Linked DNA regions of Homo sapiens: region 2 is linked to region 1. Evidence: chromatin loops called from intact Hi-C (ENCODE). Cell type or tissue: endothelial cell of umbilical vein. All regions are shown on one strand. Links, peaks and the distances in the headings refer to the core of each region. The heading gives the core; the rest is flanking DNA. Region 1 overlaps LINC02267 (long intergenic non-protein coding RNA 2267). Region 2 overlaps LINC02267 (long intergenic non-protein coding RNA 2267).

Region 1 (11,098 bases), core at 4,291-6,790:
CTCTTTGCCATTTAAAATTTAGACAATAGGTCTAACTTGAACTGGTTGATTTACTCTTTCAAAGATGAGAATTAACATATCCATTACATGTTTTCTAAAATTAATTCATTGGTTTATTTCTTCATTCAAGTATATATTTAGTCTGGCCTTATATGAAAGGGACAGCTTCAGAAACGTCTTGGTATCTGAAGAGGAATAATGTCTCTAGGTATACATATCTGATCTTCAATCTATTTATTAACTATATCCTTTTTGTATGGATAGGTGTATGGAACACTAAGTGGTCAGTGAGGTATTCTTGATTAAATATTTAAAGAACATTTAAGTCTCTTTAGGATTTTGAATGTTCCCACCACTAAGAAATGATAAATGCTTGAAGCCATGTATATCCTAATTACCCTGATTTGATCATTACACATTTTATACATGTATCAAAATATTCTATACCCAATAAATATGTGCAATTATTACATGTCAAGTAAAAATAATTTTAAAATGTAGCTTAACTGTGTGTTTTCCATTCCTAAATAGCTTTATTTAGGAAATGGTAACATCAATGTACCATGTGATATTCGAGTCCCTTTTAAAAAAGAATAAAAGAGAGAGACTTATTTTTCTAGAATGTGATCTTAGAAGATTCCATATTGGAAACCCCATCAAAAAGAAGTCTAAGTGCTTAACATAATTTGCATTCATCCCTTTACTTGTTTATTATCTGACTTCCCACCAGAGGGCAGGGCGTTCTCAGTTTTGTTAATTGCCATACACCCTCATGGCAGTTAGTAGGTGCTCAAAAAAAAAAAAAAAAGGAATTGATTAATTATGCAATCCAACATTTTTGGATTCTATGTTAAATGATATGATTTAACTGTGCTCGTGCTCACATCCACACAGAACTTTACTGTTTATGACACGTATAACAGGAAATTCTTGTCTGCCTTATGAGTTTGTGCTGTTGATAAGAAGAGTTATCAAGTTGCTGTGAAGTTGAAACATCAGACAATTGCAAACATCTCAACTGACTCAGCAAAAACAAAACCTTTGTGAAAGCATTCTGGCTGCAACTTCTGGGTTTACAATCAACTAGGTTTTATCCACACTGTGATGTGTGAGCAGCAGGTGTCTGAAAGCATCAATTGTCCAGTCAGGCCCCTGTGAGGATGGCAAGAAGCTGTATGATTTCACAGAAACTTATAGTGAAGATGGTGCTAAAAGAACAGGGAGTCTGTTCAAAGGATGTCTTCTGTTTTTAATACATTCTATTAAAAAAAAAACTGCCATTTTAAAAATTGCTAGAATTTTATTGCAAACTACTGTTTCCATTAAAATTTCCTGTAAGGACACTGAAAGAATTTTAAGAAATTTTAAATGCAGTAGTGAACTACACATAGTCTTTTATGAGATTGTACTGACCAGAAAATAGCTGAGACAAGCAACATATGCATTTCACAATTTTAGCATTTCCTATGCATGTAGCCATGTAATCCTGTGTATTCTTCTCTGTATTTTGCCTATATGATAAGCATTGGATAGGAGACCCTAAAAATAATCATTGCTAAATGGGAAAATGTCAAACACTCACAACCAAAATTAATGAAAATTCTAATCTTGAAATATATGAAAAAATATAAATCATAATGAAACTATCAGATAGTTATATTGCTATATAAACTTATAAATACTTGCTATTAAAATAGTACTTGTGTTTATTATGCTCTCACATGTTCGAGTTGTTTGCTTTGAAATTAATATGCATACGTCTTAAAATTACATATGTGTGTAATTACATATAGAAGCTTTATATATATGTGTGTGCATAGATAGGTGGGTGTTCAAACTATATAACATCTTTTCAGGGAAAAAAACAATATCATCCATTTCACGATGTAATCATCACCATAATTTTGTCAGGTTTTTGTTTTAGTGGATTAGTTTTTTTGATATATCAAGATCATTGGAAAATCAGACATGTCAGTTTTATATGCTAACATCAAACACGTGGCTAATAATGCTTGAAAAGACACATTTGGGAAAATTCAAGAAAATAGTATCCAAAGTTAATCAGGCTGCCATATCAATTACCCTAAAATAGTCTAAACTCTCCCTTAAAGCTCTCCCAAAGACTAAGCTACAATCAGGTTTTTAAATTTTTTATTTGTTTATTTATTTATATCATTATGTGTTGCTGAGAGAGCAGTAATTACTTATAAGAGTTTTTCCATTAGCACACTCAGTGAGATTGTAAAAACCCTGAAGGTGAGGGAATAAGCTGAATTCGGTTTTGAAAGAAGATGATATTTCATGTAGAGAGAACAAGGAGCACAAGGGCCTGAAATCAAGCCTGTTGTGTTTGAAGTACAACCAGGGGACTAGGGAGCAGGAGCTGCTCAGCAAGATGGAAAGGGTAATGCACAGAAGAAAGAGGGACCAAATTACAGAGTTCTGCAGGCCATATATTCCAGGTGAGGTGGGGCAACAATAAGAGTTTTGAGCAGAGAAGTGATTATCTGCCTATTTGTTAAGAATAATCCAAAAATCAGTAAGGTGGAAGTTGGAAAATCAGTTAGGAGGTGTTGTTATAATCCAGATAAAAGATTTATTTTCCAAATGTCTAGCCAGTTACTCAATAGCATTTGCTGAGAAAAAAAAAAAATCCGTATTTTCTCTATTGATATTTAATGCTTTCTTCCCTTCTAACTGGATAGGATTACTATAATAATAAAAATAGCTGGATACAGACATGTATACATAACCAGAAATACATCTAAATTTTATGACATATAAAAATAGTCTGTTAAGATATTGATTGTAATTGTGTTGAATTAAGAGATCAGTTTAGTGAAAATAGGCAGCTTTATAATATTGCGACTTGTCACCCAAGAATGAATCATAATCAATGCTCTCTTTTGTGATGAGCCACCACAAGAATGGCTAACCTTTTACAATAAATAACTAACTTGTTTTTGAAAGCTTACTATGTGACAGCCACCATTCTTTTTTTTTTTTTTTTTTTTTTTTTTTGAGATGGAGTCTCACTCTGTCACCAAGGCTGGAGTGCAGTGGCACGATCTTGGCTCACTGCAACCTCCACCTCCTGAGTTCAAGCAATTCTCCTGCCTCATCCTCCCAAGTAGGTGGGATTACAGGCACATGCCACCATGCCCACTAATTTTTTTGTATTTTTAGGAGAAACAGGGTTTCACCATGTTGGCCAGGCTGGTTGCGAACTCCTGACCTCAAATGATCCTCCCCACCTTGGCAACCCTAAGTGCTAGGATTATAGGCATGAGCCACCTGGCCCAGCCACAGCCATCATTCTAATCATTATATGCTTTAATTCGTTTAATGCTCACTCCAACCTTATAAGATAGCTACTATTACTATTACTTCCATTTTATAGATGAAACACTGAGACTTAGAGAGATTAAGTGATTTGTCCAACACCAGACAAAATGCAGACAGACCAGAGCCTTCTGCCACTCGTAGAGCATCTGTTTGGTCTTCTTTCTTACATCTTATCTGACATTTTGTTAATACATCTTCATTTTCTCTTTTTGTTCTGTCTTTTGTTATACGGTCTGTTGCCTCGGAAAAGTTATAATCTGTTATTATTCTGCTAGAAATAATCATTTTTTTTACTTTAAATCATAACTTAAACTTTTTTTCTCTGCTTTAATAACTTTAGATAAAAGTATATGGTATTTTCCTTCTGTGGAAGGTGAGAAAATTGATGAATTAATGAACACTTTCTTCAACCTCTCTTCCCTCACTTTTAATGTGACTGGTGTGTTCTATGGTTTTTGTGTTTTTTTTTTTTTTTTTTTTTATCACAGCCAGTAAAGATAGCTAATACTGGTTATTTTTATATCACATAGTATGTCTTCTCCAATAAATAAGTTGTATTATTCCTTTCTCAATAAAATCATCAGTTATTTAGTTATGCCTATATTTTAGTGTATGTACTTATCTCTTAATACCTTCAGATCCTATCAGGTAATACATTTTAGAAAAAAATTTTATAATCCCCAACTCAAGTTGCCTTAAATTTTTAGAAAATGCATCTTTCATAATTAGAAGCCTACAGATGGTATAGGACCCAAGACCAATGCAATGAACATCAGTCTCAATATCATTGAGGAGCAGATGTGAGGGTGATCTGGCCGTGACATCTGTCACCCCATTGATTGTCAGGGTTGACTCAGCTGATCTGGCTGGCTATGCGGGTGTCCCCTTCCTCTCTCACTGCTCCATGTATGTCCCTCCCAAAGCTGCACGCTTGGTTGAAGAGGACGACCATCCTCGATAGATCCGAGGACTGGTCTTCGGTCAAGTGTATACAAGTAGCTGTGCTCCCCTGCTAGAACCTCCAAACAAGCTCTCAATATCATTGGGGACCAATGTAAACTTTAACCTCAGACTGACAGCAAATAGCTGGAGAGATTCCGGATACCACAGCAACATCCAAAGACAAGGAGACAAAGAGGAAAATAGCTAAGTGAAAAAGAGAGTTTCTCTTTCTTCATTCTTAGGTATAATGAAATTTTCTCAGAAACCATTAGCACACTTTCCCTCATGTAGTATTGGAAGTCCAATTTCCACCATTGAAATCTTACTGAGAAGAGAGACGAAATGAACATGTAGATTAGCTTAGATTATCTGGGTCTAGAATGCCTGAAATTCTATCAAAAAGCCCCCTAAATACTGTCGTCTCCACAAGTAAGCTATTTATTTGGAGTCATCTTTTGAACATCTAGAATGTTAATGAAGAGCTATATTTCTTGTATTCTTCCAGAAGAATACAAGATATTCTTGTAAAATAAATATATCTGAATATGTCTATAAATATGTCTTCCTGATGCTTTTATGTATGAAACACAACTATTTCCTGCATATGTAATTCAGAATTCAAAATATTTTCTTTCATGTCCAGTGTCATATAGTTGGGATCGCACAGTATGCAGCTTTCTCAGATTGGCTTCTTTCACTTTCTAATATGCATTTAAGGGTCCTCCATGTCTTTTAATGATTGGATAGCTCATTTCCTTTTGTTCCCCAAAAATATTTTATTGTTTGGATATACTACCATTTATTTACCAGCCACTGAAAGACATCTTGGATTTTTCCAAGTTTTGGCAATTATCAATAAAGCAGTTATAAACATCCATTGAGATGGAGAAGAAACCCTTCTACGGGTCTGCTGGGCCACTCCTCAAGAATGGAAATTAAGAAAAATCTTGAGGTCCCTCAAGGGAAATTCCAGACACCTAGCTAGCCTTGAGAAGTACATGAGTCATCTAATAAGCAAGAAGGTAATAATAGCTTAAAACAATAGCCAAGGAAGTGGAGCCACAAGATGTTTGGTTTTCTATAGAAACTAAAGATAACATCTTATCGTATGTCCCCAAGTTGTTTTACAGAAACCAAAGAACACAGATGGGGGGCACTGAAGGTTGAACTCTGACCACAATAATCTGTTCTAAATTTCTCCCTGAGGAACATGGAGAGAGTCATGCCCACAGGCCAGACTTTAACTTTCTGTTGACCTCAAGTTTTCAGACAAAGCGTTGCTTCCTTAACCAACTGCAAATCAGACAATCTTTGAATCCACCTATGACCTGTAAGTCCCTGCTTTAAGACAGCCCACCTTTTTAAGCCAAACCAACATATAAACACTATGTATCAATTTATGATTTTGCCTGTAACTTCTGCTTTCCTGAAATTTACTCCATCCTTTAAAAACCCTTTCATGTTAGCCAACAGAGAGGTCAGGTCTCATGCAGAAGCTGCATGATTCTCTTGCTCTGCAAATAAATGCCCTCCTTTCTTTTACTGCACAACCTTGGTGTGGATGTTTCACTTTACTGCACTAGGCAAGCTGATCCAGGTTTGGTTCAGTAACACCATGTGCAGGTTTCTTGTGTGGACATAAGTTTCATCCCATTTAGGGAAACATCTAAGAGTGCGATTTTTGGCTTGTATAGTAAGAATATGTTTAGTATTGTAAGAAACTACCAACCTGTCTTTCTAAATGGCTGTACCATTTTGCATTTCCATGAGCAATGAAGGAGAGTTGCTGTTGACCCACATTCTCTCCAGCATTGGGAGTCCTCAGTGCTTTGGAATCGTACCATCCTAATAGGTGTATAATGGTATTTTATTGACATTTTAATTTGAATTTCCTTAATAAACAAGTTGGGACATCTTTTTATATGCTTAGTTACCATCTGTACAACTTTTTTAGTGAGGTGTCTATTCAGGTCTTTGGTCAACTTTTTCATTGGGTTGTTTCTTTTCTTCTTGTAGACTTTAAGCATTCTTTATATATTTTGAATAAATATACCTCATCATATATACCTTTATTAGATATGTCTTGCAGAAGACAGCCTGTGATTTGGCTTCTCAGTCTCTTTAATTAAAATGTCTTTAACAGAGCATAAGTTTTTAGTTTTAAAGAATTCCAGTTTATCAATTATTTCTTTCATTAACAGTGTCTTTGATGTCATATTTAAAAAGTCATTGCCATTTCCAAAGTCATCTAGATTTTCTCTGATGTTATCTTCTAGGAGTTTTATAGTTTTGCATCTTATAGTTAAATCTGTGATCTATCTTGAGTTCATTTTTGTGAAGAGTAAAAGGTCTGTGTCTAGATTCAGTTCTTTTCATATTGATGTCCAATTTTTCCAGCACAATTTGCCAACAAGAATATCTCCTTCTCCATTGTTTTTGCCCCTTTCTCAATGATCTGTTGACTATGTTTTTGTGGGTCTATTTCTTGGATCTAAGCAATATTGTTTAAAAGACAAATTTAAAAGACAAATTTTCAGGATGTTTTTATAATCTGCACAAACCTACATCCCCTTCTAGTTGAAAGGGATAAATGAAGTCTTACCCACTGAATCCTCCTTTTAAATAGAACAGTAAGTATGCCACGAAAATTGTCTTGATAAACTATTTGCTTTGCTCAAATAGAACAGTAAGTATTCCAACAAAATTACCTTGATAAACTATTTGATTTTAAGTTGAAATAAGATATACAACACCCACAAGCACACTCACTCACAGTCACGGACACTTAACATTTCAGATTCTCATTCTTTCTCTAGAGCAAAACGAGATAATTTAATCAGCTGTGCAAAATTATCTAGTGCTCAGAATGTAATGTTCATGTTCGGTCTTATTTACCTCAAAAGGTAGTGCTCTGAGTAGTGCTAGGATGATCCTCAAATGGGTTCTACTCCCAAAGCTTGAACACAATTCTTAAAGTGTTGTTCATTTTTTAAAAATAACTGTTAGTATGCCATTCTCCATCAATTAGAAAGTATGAAAACATTTTTAAATGTGCTATCATCTTCACTATAACAGTTAGGTGGATCTCTGTATATCATGATTAATTTAGATTAAATGGAAATCGGAAATTTCCAATTTATATAAACTGGTGGATTGAACTACATTTTGGGCACCTGAATCATATAGGCTCAGTAATTTGAATTTTAATCAGTAAGAAATTTCTATTAGCCAATTTGAAATCATTTGGCTGAAAATCACCAACAATAATCATTATTAATAATAGTAAATTATCATTATTGTATCCTCAACAATTTGGCTTCAAGTGATTTTGACTATAATTAGAATAAAGATAAAGACTGCTAAAAGTTTCTTGAATATCAAGTCTACAGGAGACAGGGAGACCAGGGAGTACATATTAATAGATAAAGAAGAAGAAATCCTATTTTTTAAGCGGGTCAATGCAGGTAAGACTAAAGAGGTAATTGTTTTAACCAATTTCCTAGGTTTTCTCCATATCCGATTCGGGAAGTTATTGATGTGGGGTTCAATGTTTAAGAGGGGGTCCCAAATACCTTCTGATTATACCATCATTTCATGCTCAAGCCTACCCTGGGTGATTCAGAGAAGAAAAGTAACATCAGGAGTGATATGTGAACCTGTAGGATTGTGGAGATTCTAGGACATAAGTGAGAGGGTGATTGGATAAAGATGAGAAAAAGATCCAAGTCTAATGTAATTTGCTAAACTATGGAAGCACAAATTTGGTAAAAGAGAATCTCATAATATCCCATAACTATGTTCTTTTCAAATAAAATGAGGAGAGACACAAATTGATTAAAACAATTGCCTTCTTAATCTTACCTTTATTGAGCTACTTAAAAGTAAGCTTTCTTCTTTACTCTTTAATATGTAGCCTGATCATTCTGTTCCTTGTAGATCTGGTATTTAAGGAGCTCATGGCATTTGCTATCCTTATTCTAATTCTAGTCATAATCACTACCAGCCATGGTAATTGCACTTAATGTCCATCACTAGCCCTCACTGCAAAAACAAAACAAAACAAAACAAAACAAATCCTCAGTTTTAGAAATTCCTCTTTTTGTTATGATTCTGATTTCTCAGCCACTTTAGATGACCACAAAATTTAAAAGCAGAATCAATGCAAGTTTCTTCGCTTATCCCCTTCCCCATCAGGGGTGGCATCTTTTTCTGAGGTTGTTTGGCAGCTATGATATGTGATGGCATCTAAGCATCTGGCCTGTGGTTGGCATTTGGTGCTGTCTGATGCATCTAGTCATGTCTACAGCACAACCATTTTTCTCAAGTCCTCAAAAATCTGAAATTACTAGTTATAGGCAACTTTATATGGAGATAACAGTACTCCCTACTTATAGTGGTGGCGTGTTAAATGAGTTCATATATAGGAAATTCTTATAATAATGACTATTATGCACAAAGTGTCCTGGTTATAATCATCATCACCATCATTGTCATTATTATTTTAATTTCAACTCTTATTAAGCACATGTGATTTCCGTTCATAAATTTCCATTCCTGCTACTCTTCTGTGAAGAAAATCCAGCATATCTGTTTGTGTTGGTGGGGCGAACAAGGAGGACAGTGGACAAAAAAGGCCAAGAAAACAAAAAGCAACATTTCATCTACTTTGACATGGAAACATGGTACCTAACTTGATTTTTTAAATATCTGGAGAAAACTGTCAAGAACTGTGAGTAATTTGAGATTTTATCCTATATGCAAGCTAGCATGTTAGCCTCTTACAGTTTTATACATGTCAGAAGACACTAGAGGTAATGGACTGTATTATGCATAGCACAGCAGGCAGCATGAGCTTTATATACTCAGTGGTCCCCTGTTGTTTTCCAAGTCCCAGAGGGATGATACAGAGACAGGCATTTGTGAACAAATGCCATTGAGAATGATCTCCCAAAAGGACAACAACTGAAGTGGCATTTAGTTTATCTCTTTCCCTTAAGATACATTATGTTTTTAACATTGCAGGTAATTTATTAAGACATATTTAGATTTATTTTACTTTTATTTTACATTGCCTTCATTAAAATGTGATGATAAACCTTCAAAACATGGTAGTTACAAAAATTATATCTATTGGTATGACATATGAAGTCCAAAATGATAGTTCCAATTACTAGGTAATTCTTCTTCAAGTCATAGTACAATAAGTCTAGCTTATTCCACAGTGTTATTCTGCCATGCTCAACACAAGGTTTCCAAGTTTGCTATGTGGGTGATCTCCATTCTAACCAGCTGAAAATGAAAAAGATCTCAGTGGATCATATATGGGAGAGGTTTATGTTGCATGGGAGGGAAAATTGTTTTCTCTCTACACTTTTTGAGTTCTGAATTCTCCAGTAACAAACAACAGATTAACAAGAAAGGAAACAAACAGAAGCTTATTAACATGTATACCTAATGTATACCCGAGAGATACCCAGAGAAGTGAGTACATTTTAAAGAGGTGCCTTAGAGTTCAGACTTCAACTGAAACAAAGAAAGAAAGGCCTTGGGGTGATAATGCAACTATGGGAGGTGAGCAGGAAAAGCACAGTAAACAAGGGTAAGATTTGTTGTGCAGATTTAAGTCTGTGCCTTCTACATTGACAAGCTTTTCTAATAATTTAGAGTCATTCATCTCTCCCTGGAGCAGAGTGGGAGGGTTCCCTTACAAATGGAAATTTCCTTTATAGGTGCAAATTTTTCTTACAAAAGGATAACTTCTACTCTAATTTCAGAGCTTCCCCTTGTCTGTAGTTTCTCAAAAAAAAAAAAATCAGCTCAAAATCATCCTTAAGCCAAAGATGCATATTTTGGGGTGGCATATTTTGGTATCCTATAATGGGCTTGAAAGTGGCAAACATTTTATCTGCAATCCACTGATTACCCTGTGGTCATATGATCATATCTAACTGCAAGGAAAGCTGGGAAATGTAGTTTAGTTTTGTGTTTAAGATGAGGAATTGATTTTAGTAGTTTGGGTCATAAATTTAGGCTTTTAAAAATCCGTCTCTAGAAGAAAATATCTAAAATATACATGGAATTTCATTTTGAATATTTCTGTGTGCTTTGAGTAGATCCACTATGGTACAGAATTTATTTCAAATTACTTTCCCACAAACTGAATGTAATTTTGATGTGACACAAATGCATTATTTGTTAATCCTTTATGTCACATAGAAATTTAGGGGATTCAACAGCATGATTTAAATCCAACTCAAAGGAATGTTTATAAATGGAATGCCATAAAATAGCAAAAATGAAAAAAAAATGAGGATATTGAAATGCTTGTATCCAAAGAAATCAAAACCATTTCAGGGAACAGGGATCTTCCTTAAATATTTTATTATATTTAGAAGAAAGTAAGAAATCTGGTTTATTTATAATGGTCCCTGGCTCAACTTATTTATCCCCACTGCATGCAGAGAAGAAAGGAAACAGCTTAGCAAGGTCATAAGCCCCGGCCACATGGATAGAAATAAAAAGGGTGAATCAGCTTCTTATGAGTAAAATGTAACTTACTGGATGGCTTAGATCTTTGAACAATTTTATCAGAAATCCCTCCTTCCTTTTGAGGAACTAGAAAGCATACCAATATTGGGAATGAAGAATAGCTGTTTTTTTTCTCTACTTATATCTATCTTACTCTAAATTGAATTTAATTTTTTTAACCACTTCATTTTAGTTTCTCATGTTTATAATCTCACTGTGATATTAGCATTGTTCAAATGTGTTTTGTGCATGATCTCTGCTTTTATCTCTCTGTATATTCTCA
Region 2 (11,098 bases), core at 3,340-5,839, 330 kb before region 1:
TGGTTATGATTGAGTGAAGTACAGATTTTAAACAGTTTCTTGTTTAATGAACTAAGCACTAATTTAAAAGAAGAAATAGCTCTTAAAATGAGACTGTGTATGTGTAAAATAACTAAAAACCACTTAGTCTGGGATTCCCCCATTGTAACCATGAATATTGGATTTTTGGTCTTAGGTGATTAAATATTTGTATCCATTTGATTCATATATAAGATGGCCAGAAGTCTCTGGAACAATATTAGATAAGAAGAATTGTAGAAATGGTTTGTAAGTATCATGTGTTAATATTGTGTTCTGTCATTACTGTTAGTCTTAGATTGTAAACTTTAGTAAAACAAAGACATTTTCTACCATAGTTGATGCAATACTATACTATCACCAAATAATTTCCTATCTTGATTATAAATAATGATTAAATATATTTTCTTGCATTAGACAGTATCGGACAAGCTTCTATATTGCAGATTTTTTTATCTTTTTAATTAATTAATTAATTAATTAATTTAATTTCAACTTTCATTTTAGATACAGGGGGTATACATGTAGGGTTGTTAACATGGGTATATTGGATCCAAGTAGTAAGCATAGTACCCACTAGGTAGTTTTTCAACTCTCTCCCACCTCTCCTCCTCTCCTTTTTAGTAGCCCACGGTGTCTTATTGTTCCCATTATTATGTCCATGAGTACTCAAGGTTTAGCTCTCACTTGTAAGGAAGAACACGTGCTATTTGGTCTTCTATTCCTACATTAATTCACTTAGGATTATGGTCTCCTCCAGCTCCATCTATGTTGCTGCAAAGAACATGATTTTGTTCTTTCTCATGGCTACATGGTATCCCAATGTGTTTATATACCACATTTTCTTTATCCAATACATTATTGATGAGCACCTAGGTTGATTCCATGTTTTTGCTATTGTGAATATTGCTGAAATGAACATACAAGTGCATGTGTCTTTTTGGTAGAATGATCTATTTTTTTTGAGTATATAGTCAGTAATGGGATTGCTGGGTCATATGGTAGCTCTGTTTTAAGTTCTTTAAGAAATCTCCAAATTGCTTTCACAAGTGGCTGAACTAATTTACATTCCAACCAACAGTGTATAAGCATTCCCTTTTCTCCACAGCTTCACCAACAAACTGTTATTTTTTTTACTTTTTAATAATAGCTATTCTGACTGGTGTGAGATGTTTTCTCACTGTAGTTCTGATTTGCATCTCTCTTATGATTAGTGATGTTGAGTGATTTTTCATCTGTAACAAACAGATGAAACAGGCTACTTGGGTGTCTTCTCTTGAGAAGTGTCTGTTCATGTCCTTTGCCCATTTTTTTAATGGAGTGAGTTGGTTTTCTTTTGTTGATTTGTTTAAATTTCTTACAGATTCTTGACATTAGACCTTTGTAATATTATTAGATGGACAGTTTGCAAGTATATTCTCCCATTCTTTAGGTTGTCTTTTTACTCAATTGATGGTTTTTAATGTGCAGAAGCTCTTTGGTTTAATTAGGTCCCACTCATCAGTTTTTGTTTTTGTTGCCATTGCTTTTGGGACTTAGTCATAAATTCTTTGCTGATGCTAATGTTGAGAAGACTTATTTCCTAGATTTTCTTCTATGCATCTTATAGTTTGAGGTCTTACATTAAAATCTTTAATCCTAACATCACATCAATAAATATATTTTATTTCTGTTATGATGCCATGAAATGTGAGGCACAAAATAATGTTTGCAGGTCTTTATTGAGTATAGATGTAGAGTAATGTCATTTCTAATGTGTCTTTGTGAATCTTCTCACCAGAATGTAAATTCCATGAAAGCAGAGTTATTATTATTATTATTTTTTTTTTTTTGAGATGTAGTCTCGCACTGTCACCTGAGCTGGAGTACATTGGCGCAATCTCGGCTCACTGCAACCTCCACCTCCTGGGTTCAAGAGATTCTCCTGCCTCAGCCTCCCAAGTAGCTGGCATTACAGGTGCCCACCACCACACCCAGCTAATTTTTTGTGTTTTTAGTAGAGACAGGGTTTCACTAAGTTGGCCAGGCTGCTCTCAAACTCCTGACCTCATAATCCACCCGCCTCAGCCTCCCAAAGTGCTAGGATTACAAGCGTGAGCCACCATGCCTGGCTGAAAGCAGAGTTTTTTTAAAAAAAATTTCTGTCCTATTTTTGCTGTATTCCATGTATTCCATGTATGTACAGCATGTCTGCTGCATAGTAAAGACCTAATTAATATGTAATGAATAAATGAATCTCCTTAGAATATTGCTTTCAGTTTTTCCATGCTTAGACATTTAAAAAAATGCAGTTAGAGGAAATAAAATGACTGAAATAAATTTGCTCAGAAAGAAAAATTGTAAAATGAAATTGATTTATTGATTCAAAAATCGTTTCATATCCTGGGATGTTATGTAAAATATATTATGTATCAAAAGAAAATGAAAACAATGTTCAATGTTTGTTGGCCTTTTAATTAAGAAAACAGAACTTATTTGACTCACTAGTTACAGCAATTACAGAATGGAATCCACTACAATGCTTTCATATATTATAATTAGTTTGACTTGACTTTCACCTCCTCTCTCAAAACCAAGCTAGATATGTGCTTATACTTTAGCAAGAGGAAATAGGATCCCAGTGGTGGAATGACTCATCAATATTGTATAACACCGAGTTAGTAAAGAAAAATAGTTAGAATTAAGGTAGTTTGAATTCTGTTTGGCATTATTTACATATTAAAGAAATAACAAGACCATAGAGTTGCAAACAATCATTTTGATACAATAATGTCATCTCTCCTGCCTCTCTCTCCCCAGCAGAAACTAACAGCTTTAGCACTGGGTTGTTTGACATTTTCTGAGTGATGACATAACAGAAATGTTGAGCAAAACAATGAATGAATTTTTGTTTTCAGAATTTCAAAATAGGTTTTTGAGACTTGTGGCCAAAACTGTATGATGAGAAGAAATGGTTTGTATTCTAAGAATTCTGTCTAGAAAAGACCCACTGACAAAAAAATAAAAATAAAAATAAAAGAAGAAGTAAAACAGGATAATTAGGTGCTGGTGTCTATATTTGATGATGTCATATTTAATTGTAAGATCTTAATTTGTAAATAAAAATAGCTGATTGCCAAAGAACTTTTAGAGTATGACCATATTTGCATTTTCAAATATAAATGAATAGGGCTACCAATATCCACTCAGGGAAGTAGAGAGATGAAAGGAGCACATCTCCCATTCTTACACTAAAAAAAGGGTCACATGTTGAAATACGTATTATTACTCCAAGCTTACACGTAGGGCAATGAAAGCTTAGAGAGCTTGAGGCATGTTCATGGTAGTCCAAGTGTCACGTGACAAGTCATTTACTAAAGTGTCTCTCTTAACACTCAACTTCTGACTCAGAAAGGATAATAATAATGAATTAGCAATGGTAAATATATAAATTTTATAGTTCCTATAACTCTCAAAGTCAAAAATGTCAAATCTTATCTTGTACCACTGTCACCCATATGTTTTAAAGCCATCAGAAAATTCATACACAAGTTTTCATTACTTTTCTAAGACTAAAGCCCACTATAATTAAACATTATTATTTCCAGCAAAAAGATAAGTATGTTAAATAAAAATGTGTTGGCGACTTAAATTCAGAATCAACATGTATTCCCACATGTTCATTTAGCTAAACATTTTCTGTTTTTGTAAGCTTAGACATTTTTACTCCTGCACTTTCCCTGTTCCGTATCACACCAAGAAAACAACAGTGTCTATGTGGGAACCTCACAAAACAAAAGTATCAACAGCTCCTTGAAACTTACTTTCTGCTCATTACAACATTTCAGTGTTGATTCTTTTAACTGCTCTTCCTTTTGTCTATGGGTGACACTTTCTATTTCTACATACACAGTATGTTATTTTTCTTTAATTTTATGCTGGCCATCATGGATTATATTATTTAGTGTTTGAAGTATTTTGTCACCCGTTAAAAGGCAATGCATTTTGTTTTGTCATGTATTTCAATTACTGGCCTATACTTTGGTCCTATCAGATTTGATTTTGTCATTGCTAAGAACATTCTATTCCTGTTTTGTACTTAGCATTTACAACACGCCACTTACTGCATAGTGTGGTCCTGACTTGTAAGCAATGGCATTTTCTGGAGTCTCAGCTACATGCTCAATGTGCTCAGAGGGTGCAGGGCAGATCATTCCATTCTGGCTGGGCTGACACTCTGTTTATCTGAAGTTAATCACTGAGCCCCCACCCAAGGACCTATGATGATTCATTACAAAGACTTCCAGAGCCCCTTCTCTGGAAGAGAGCCCTCATCTTAGATAGCCAGAGCTGTATATTTCAGCTGCTGCACAAGCCAAAAAATCTAATACCTTCCTCCTCAGCTCAGCAAAATCACTGTTATTTTGCCTCAATATTTTGCAGCAGAGGAAAGTCTCTAGGCAGAAACCAGGGACCACCATGCTACAGTCATCTGGTTCACCTTGTGTATTTTCCTTCTCCCCATGATCACAGATCTCTGCTTATTGTTTCATTCCTGAAATGTTGTCTCTCATGTATTTTATAATTTTCTGCAGTAGTTATCATGAAGGGATCACATGTCTTGTACCATTTTTCTCTGTCATGACTGGAAACAGAGGTCCCAACAGAGTAAAACATAACAAACAAAAATTAGTCATATTTCCTCCTTGATTATTTCATTGTATACCCATTGTGCTTAGATTAAATCTATATTCTTTACCAAGGCCTACTTCCTTCACTCAAGACACACTGATTTTTTTTTTCTAGACCCTGCATACACACAGCTGGTCGTGAAATTGTAGGAGCAAAATGATCATACCTTTTTGCCATGTATCACAAGGGTCATGGTTAACACTTCTATAACATAAGACAGATTATAAGAGAAAAAATATTTTTAACAGTTTTACCTGACATGGTAGTCTTTAGAAATGAAGATTAAAAGACCCAAGGAAAACTGTATTTTATGCTTAGTTCAATGAAGAATGGGCATCATATAGAAATATAATTGCACAAAAAAGGGTATTATCTTGGTTGGGTGTGATGGTTCACATCAGTAATCCCAGTGCTTTGGGAGGCCCAGGAGGAAGGACTGCTTGAGGCCAGGAGTTTGAGGACAACTGGGCAACATAGGAAGACCCTGTCTCTACCAAAAAAAAAAAAAAATGGGGAAGAGGTATAATCTAATGGTAATAAATTGAGGAGGATAACTCAACAAGACCTATCTGTTCAGATTATTCTTGGCTTCTCCTGAAGCATTCCTTCCTCTGGATATAGGAGAGGACACCTGTCTCTGGAGGATCTTCAGAGGAGAAGGGACAAAGTCAGGGAGTGACATTTCTAGATTTTACAACTTAGTTTGAAGGAGAGAATTTCTAGTTTCTATGAATTGTCATGGGGAAGAGGAATTCTAGTTTCTATGACTCACTATTGAAGAGGAAGAGGGGCTGGAGACAGGAGGGTGAGAGAAGGTCAGAGAAAACCATTGCTTCTGAGGTCTTTCTAGTATCCTTCAATTCAAAATACTCAGAATGCCAAAGCACCCTGCTCTGAGGTATTGTGTTATGAGCCCCAACAACACCATCTCAACATCTTGACAAAGGATGTGCCCTCTGCCTGAAATGATTTTTTTCTGTTTCTTTCTACTAATTCTTTCTTTAATTTTCAGTAAAAATTCTACTTCCTTTTAGAATACTTCCCTGACCACCTATGCAACATATACCTCTTTTTTCATAATCATATTTCTTTTTCTTTTTAGCCCTTACTGCTATGTTAATCAAATATTTATGTGGGTGTTTATCAGTACAGCATGTATAGCTGGAGACCCAGAAGAGCCCATGGTGTAAGTTCCAGTCCTAGTCTAAATCTGAGCCTGAAGGCAGGAGAAGCCTGTTGTCCCAGCTTGAAGACAGTAAGGTAGAGAGAGAAACAATTCTCCCATACTCAGCCTTTTTGTTCTACTCAGTGGATTGGATGAGGCCCAAACACACTGGGGAGGGCAATCTACTTCTCCAGTCTACAGATCCAGACATAATGTCATACAGAAACACCCTCACAGAAACTCCTAGAATAATCTTTAACAAAATATCTAGGTATCTCAGGGCCCAGTTAAGTTGACACATCAAATTAACCATCATACTCAGAAAGTGTCTGCCAGAGGAATAAAAGAAGTTGAGATGTAAAGGATGCAGGGTTAGTAGTACAGAAAGTGATGAAGAGCATTCTGGACAAATGAGACTCTCCATGCAAAGTTGTGAACATATGAAAGAGTTTGATGTACTAAGAAAATGAAAGAAGTTAAGGGACCTGAAGCCAAGTGAGTCAGATGGAGAGTGTTGTGATAAATTCTGAGTGATTGCAAAGGGGCCAGATGATGTAGGACCCCATTGATTTTTGCTATTCAAAATATATTTCTCAAGTCCTCAATATGGGCATTCCTTAAGATGAACTCAGAACGTACAGCCTCAAGACTCACCCTAAATAAATATTATCAGAATCTGCATTTTAATAAGATCCCAGCATAAAACATATCTCAGATATATAAACTTGATAGGACCTGGAGATGGACTATATATTGGTAATGATTGGTCAAGGACAACTCCCAAATTACATACTTTGATCAAATGGTTAATAAATAAGCCTTTAAGAAAAACAGCACTGTAGGAAGGTCAAACGTGGCAGATGGGGTAAGTATGTGTATATATGTACACATGAGTGTTTGTGTTTTGTGGAAGATGAAGGTTTCCAGTTTTGCCTTGCCATGTCTGAATTGACTAAGATACATCAAGTAAATAGTAATGAGAATCTAAAATATAACTTTAGAAATAATAATTTAAGAAAAAATTAAGAGATTGAACTATTGAAAATAAAATACTAATTCAACATAGAAAAAAAGGGGAAAAGAGTGATCAAAGATGACTCCAAAATTTTCATCCTGTATAATTAGAACAAGGAGGTGCTAACAGATAGGGAATGCAGAAAGATGTTTAAGTACCTACTCAATATGCTGGAAATAATGAGTTTGAAAAGATAACAGGATACTCATGTAAAGAGATGATTTATTTATATATATATAATGATTTATTTATATATACACACATATATATATATAAATGTATATATGTATGTGTATCTATAAACACATATATGTGTAAAAGTGGACCGCAGGATGTTAAATCAGAATTTAAATCTTTAGAAGCTATATGCATGACAAAAATAGTTGGACTGTGAGCATAGAGCTCCATCTTTTACTGGCTCTGTTGAATTCTGTTTCCATTCAGTGGGATGAATTCATTAAAGTCAATACCTCACCTAAAAAAGCTGACTGGTCATTCCTCAACTGGTACCCAGCCCTGGAAGCTATATTGAGAAAACATACAAACAATAGCCATGAAAAGGAGTGAGATAAGATATTAGTTTGAGTGCTTAGGAGATTCTTTTTATTTCCCCTAATAGAAAAATCTCTACAGTTTTGAAGGAAAAAGAAATTACTTGATACAATGAGATAGACTGAAATTGTATGAGAAAGAGGAATAAAAACTAATATGGCATGACCCTCGTCCTGGTGCAAAAATTGCCTGGAGATTAAGATAAGAGAGATTAGCACTGGAGAAAAGAAAGGATGATTTTCATACAGACAGCCCCAGTACAGCCAGTTAAAATAATAAAATACATTCTCATAGGTTGGCAATTTGCCTTTGCTTTGAGTTCTCAGAGGATGGTTACTGCCACACATACTCATATCCCAGCTGCTTCTGCCCATGCCCCAACTTCTAGGATCAAACAATTAAAGCTTGAATCAGTAGCAGATTGTGTTTGTAACCACTGCTATTTGTGTCCTTTCTGATTGGTAGGTGCTCATGGAAGATGGGCTGGCTGGCCCTCGGTCTGCAGGTACCTAGCACAGTGAGACCAGGGAGAGGTGAACAGCTGACATGGCACCTCATATGAATAATGGCATGCAATGCAACTGGAAGGTACTTATTACACCTAGAGAACATCCAAATCTTTTGGTTATTAACAATATTAAACATATTAATAAAATGTGATCCCTCATTAGGCCATGCCCTTGAGAAAGGAAAATAAATCTTGGGGCTCCAAAGTCACTAAGCTAAAGGGAAAAGTCAAGCTGCGAGCTGCTTGGGCAAACCTGCCTCCCATTCTATTCAAAGTCATCCCTCTGATCACTGAGATAAATGCATATCTGACTGCCTCATTTGGAGAAGCTAAACAGAAACTCAAAAGAATGCAACCATTTGTCTCTTATCTACCTATGACCTGGAAAGCCCCTCCCCACTTCCAGTTGTCCTACCTTAGCTTTGAGTTGTCCCGCCTTTCTGGATAGAAGCAATGTTCATCTTACATGTATTCATTGATTTTTCATGTCTTCCTAAAATGTATAAAACCAAGCTGTGCTCACACCACCTCGGGCACATGGCATCAGGACCTTCCGAGGCTGTGTCACGGGTGCATGTCCTTAACTTTGGCAAAATAAACTTCCTAAATTGACTGAGACCTGTCTCAGATATTCGGGGTTCACATCCTAAACATATATTAGCTCATTTGAGTACTATAATTACTCGATTATATTGAGTACTATAATTTTACAAATGAGAAAATGAAGAATATTGAGATTTAAAAACTGCAGTGACAGAGCTTCTATTTGAACCTTCGCAACGAGTAACAGAGCCCCTACTTGTGATTATACTAATGCCACTAATCTGTTCTGAAGGAAAAGGTTCAACTCATTTATAGGTTCCCTGCCAATAAATGAGTTATGTGCATTGTTAATAATAGAAATAATTAACACATTAAAATATTGGGCATAACTATAAGGAATAGAGAAAGAGTGACTTTAATGGTTGCTAATTCAACAGTGGCTAAGACAGGGTTTAGTACCATGAAGAAACATCCTTGATCATGGGCATGATGAAGATGAGTTTGACAAAACTGCAGGTAATCCTTAATATGCGAAAATAAAATAATGAAGGACTCATTTTAAATGGACACAAGTTTTGTTTATATAAAGTTATGAAGTCATCTGAAGAAAGAAGAAACAGTTCAGAGAGGAACTAGAAAGTTTTGGAGGTGGTGTGCAAGTGAGTGATGGGGAACATTTCAAATGCTTTATCATGTACTAGCTACTTTCAATTGTGAAGGAAGTATAATAAAGAAAATGGCATTCTTTCCTCTTTGTATGTATCCTAGAAAGGGAATGTGTTAAAGTGCGTATTTTATGCATTGTGTAAGATTGGAAAAAAAAGTATAGAAATAAACTATAATGACACCTAATAAAAGTAGGCATTTAACCCATATTTATGCCTCCAAGAGCTTTGTTAAACCCAACATACTGACGTTGCTTATGACTTTGATACTTGCATGGAGTATTCAGGTTTTTTTTTCAACAAATAGCACCTTACATTATTAAACCACTTAGCCATTTTCACAGCCCAAATGTACCTCTAAAATTATATTGTGAGGTGTCATATGTTCACTTAAAGGAAGAAAATGTCGTAGGCTGGATTAAGTAGGATATGAATGAGCAAGCAGAATAAACCAGTAAAATTTAATTAAGCAATTTAGCACTCCATAAAAGCAGCAACACATAAAAGTGAGACATAAATGACAGGGGCAGTTGCACTGCAATTCTAATCTTTTAGGAACTTAAAAAGGAGCACTGTGCAACAAGCAGACATTCTTTTTCTACACAAAGTAAATTTAAACACAAGTATTAATAGTAATTGAAGCGGCCTTTACATATGGAAATTCTGTGCATTGTATTCTTTACTTTGGCTTTGTGCAGGTGAAGCAAAAAGAATAGGCAGAAAAGTAACTTCATATGCAATAAAGACATGACTGTAAAACTTATACTCTTCCATTTGCTACAATTAGACAGGCAAACTGAGGAAGAAATTCATTTGTAAACAGTCCAATTTTCAAAATCATATGCCTGCCACATACTTCCATTAAATAATTCTAATGAGATGCTGAAAAAAACTAGGAGCCCAGAGGTGAGAAATATAAGGCACCTCTGCATTAAAAGGACTGAAAGGATGAACAGTATCCTTTGCTTCCATAGCAACCGTTTCAGGAATCTGACTTGTATTTTTATATCTCAGGGTTATTGTGATACCATATTTCTTTTAATTAAATCAAACTTCATTGTCAAGGTACCTGTAAGCTGGCCATTTCTAATCTTATTTCCAGTTAGCTTCCAAAACTTTCCCGAGAATTTCCTTCAACTGAAGCTATTTTAAATGTTAAAACATCTAAATTCAAAATTCAAAATTCAAAATTGAATCCTTTAATATTCAACCATGGACTTTATCTCAGGCTCTAAATGACATATTCCATAGGATCTACGAAATTACATTTTATTTGTATACATTCTTTAGCTACTTTTTTCCCTGATTCTTTTTATTTTATAACTTAAATATTATATAACTATATATCATATTGTATATGTTATAATTTATTTTAATTTATAATTTAATTTGTTTCTTTAATAACATATATTATTACAAATTACTCCAAATATTTATCATAGAAGACAAATAATAAGAAAGTGGGTAACAGTGAAAATATAGAATTTCAAAGTATATCAATTAACATCAAATTCATTTTACTTCCTTACCAACAGTGGAAGATTTTTTAGAGAAGACCATATATTTTTCTTCCACTATCTTATGGGCCTTAACATAATCATAAGCACACAGTATATATCATTTAGCTTATTCTATGAATCCTATCTTTCATGTCTTTTTAAAATTTGCACACCTTATTTTTCTTTAACTTATCTTTTTACCAATTCTATCTTTTAAATGTATTTTAATATATTATTTAAAATCAATTCCACATGCAGAAAAGTTGCAAGAATGGTACAAAGAGCTCACAAGACCTCTTGTTTTGATTCTTTCTTATTCCTCAATTGTTAGCATTTTACCATGTTTGCTCCATCACCCTGTCTCTCTTGGGAGCATCGTGTAGACACAATCCCTCATTATTCCTAAATACTCCTGTTTGCATGTTAGAAAAAAAGACATTTTACTACTTTACCACAAAACAA

The links. Hi-C counts contacts between places; a loop is a spot of excess contacts. Peaks named below come from ENCODE experiments on the same cell type or tissue, not always from the same donor. Only the 100,000 strongest peaks of a DNase experiment are listed, where the experiment ranks them.
Region 2: a loop joins it to region 1, with 8 times the contacts of the local background. A loop is called at or near these places in 2 of 110 quality-filtered maps.

The regions. Positions count from the first base shown.
Region 1 is chr4:96,342,082-96,353,179 of GRCh38, reverse strand. The region is part of intron 1 of LINC02267 (long intergenic non-protein coding RNA 2267); the gene reads right to left. It also overlaps the pseudogene RN7SKP28. Among named protein-coding and RNA genes, the nearest start is that of LINC02267, 37 kb to the right of the region's middle. In endothelial cell of umbilical vein, for the core only: no CTCF peak of the experiment used is centred there; a DNase peak (open chromatin) is centred at 5,479; H3K27ac peaks cover 1,850 bases.
Region 2 is chr4:96,669,210-96,680,307 of GRCh38, reverse strand. The region is part of intron 3 of LINC02267 (long intergenic non-protein coding RNA 2267); the gene reads right to left. Among named protein-coding and RNA genes, the nearest start is that of LINC02267, 360 kb to the right of the region's middle. RefSeq lists a silencer at 2,563-2,763. In endothelial cell of umbilical vein, for the core only: no CTCF peak of the experiment used is centred there; a DNase peak (open chromatin) is centred at 4,677; H3K27ac peaks cover 2,173 bases.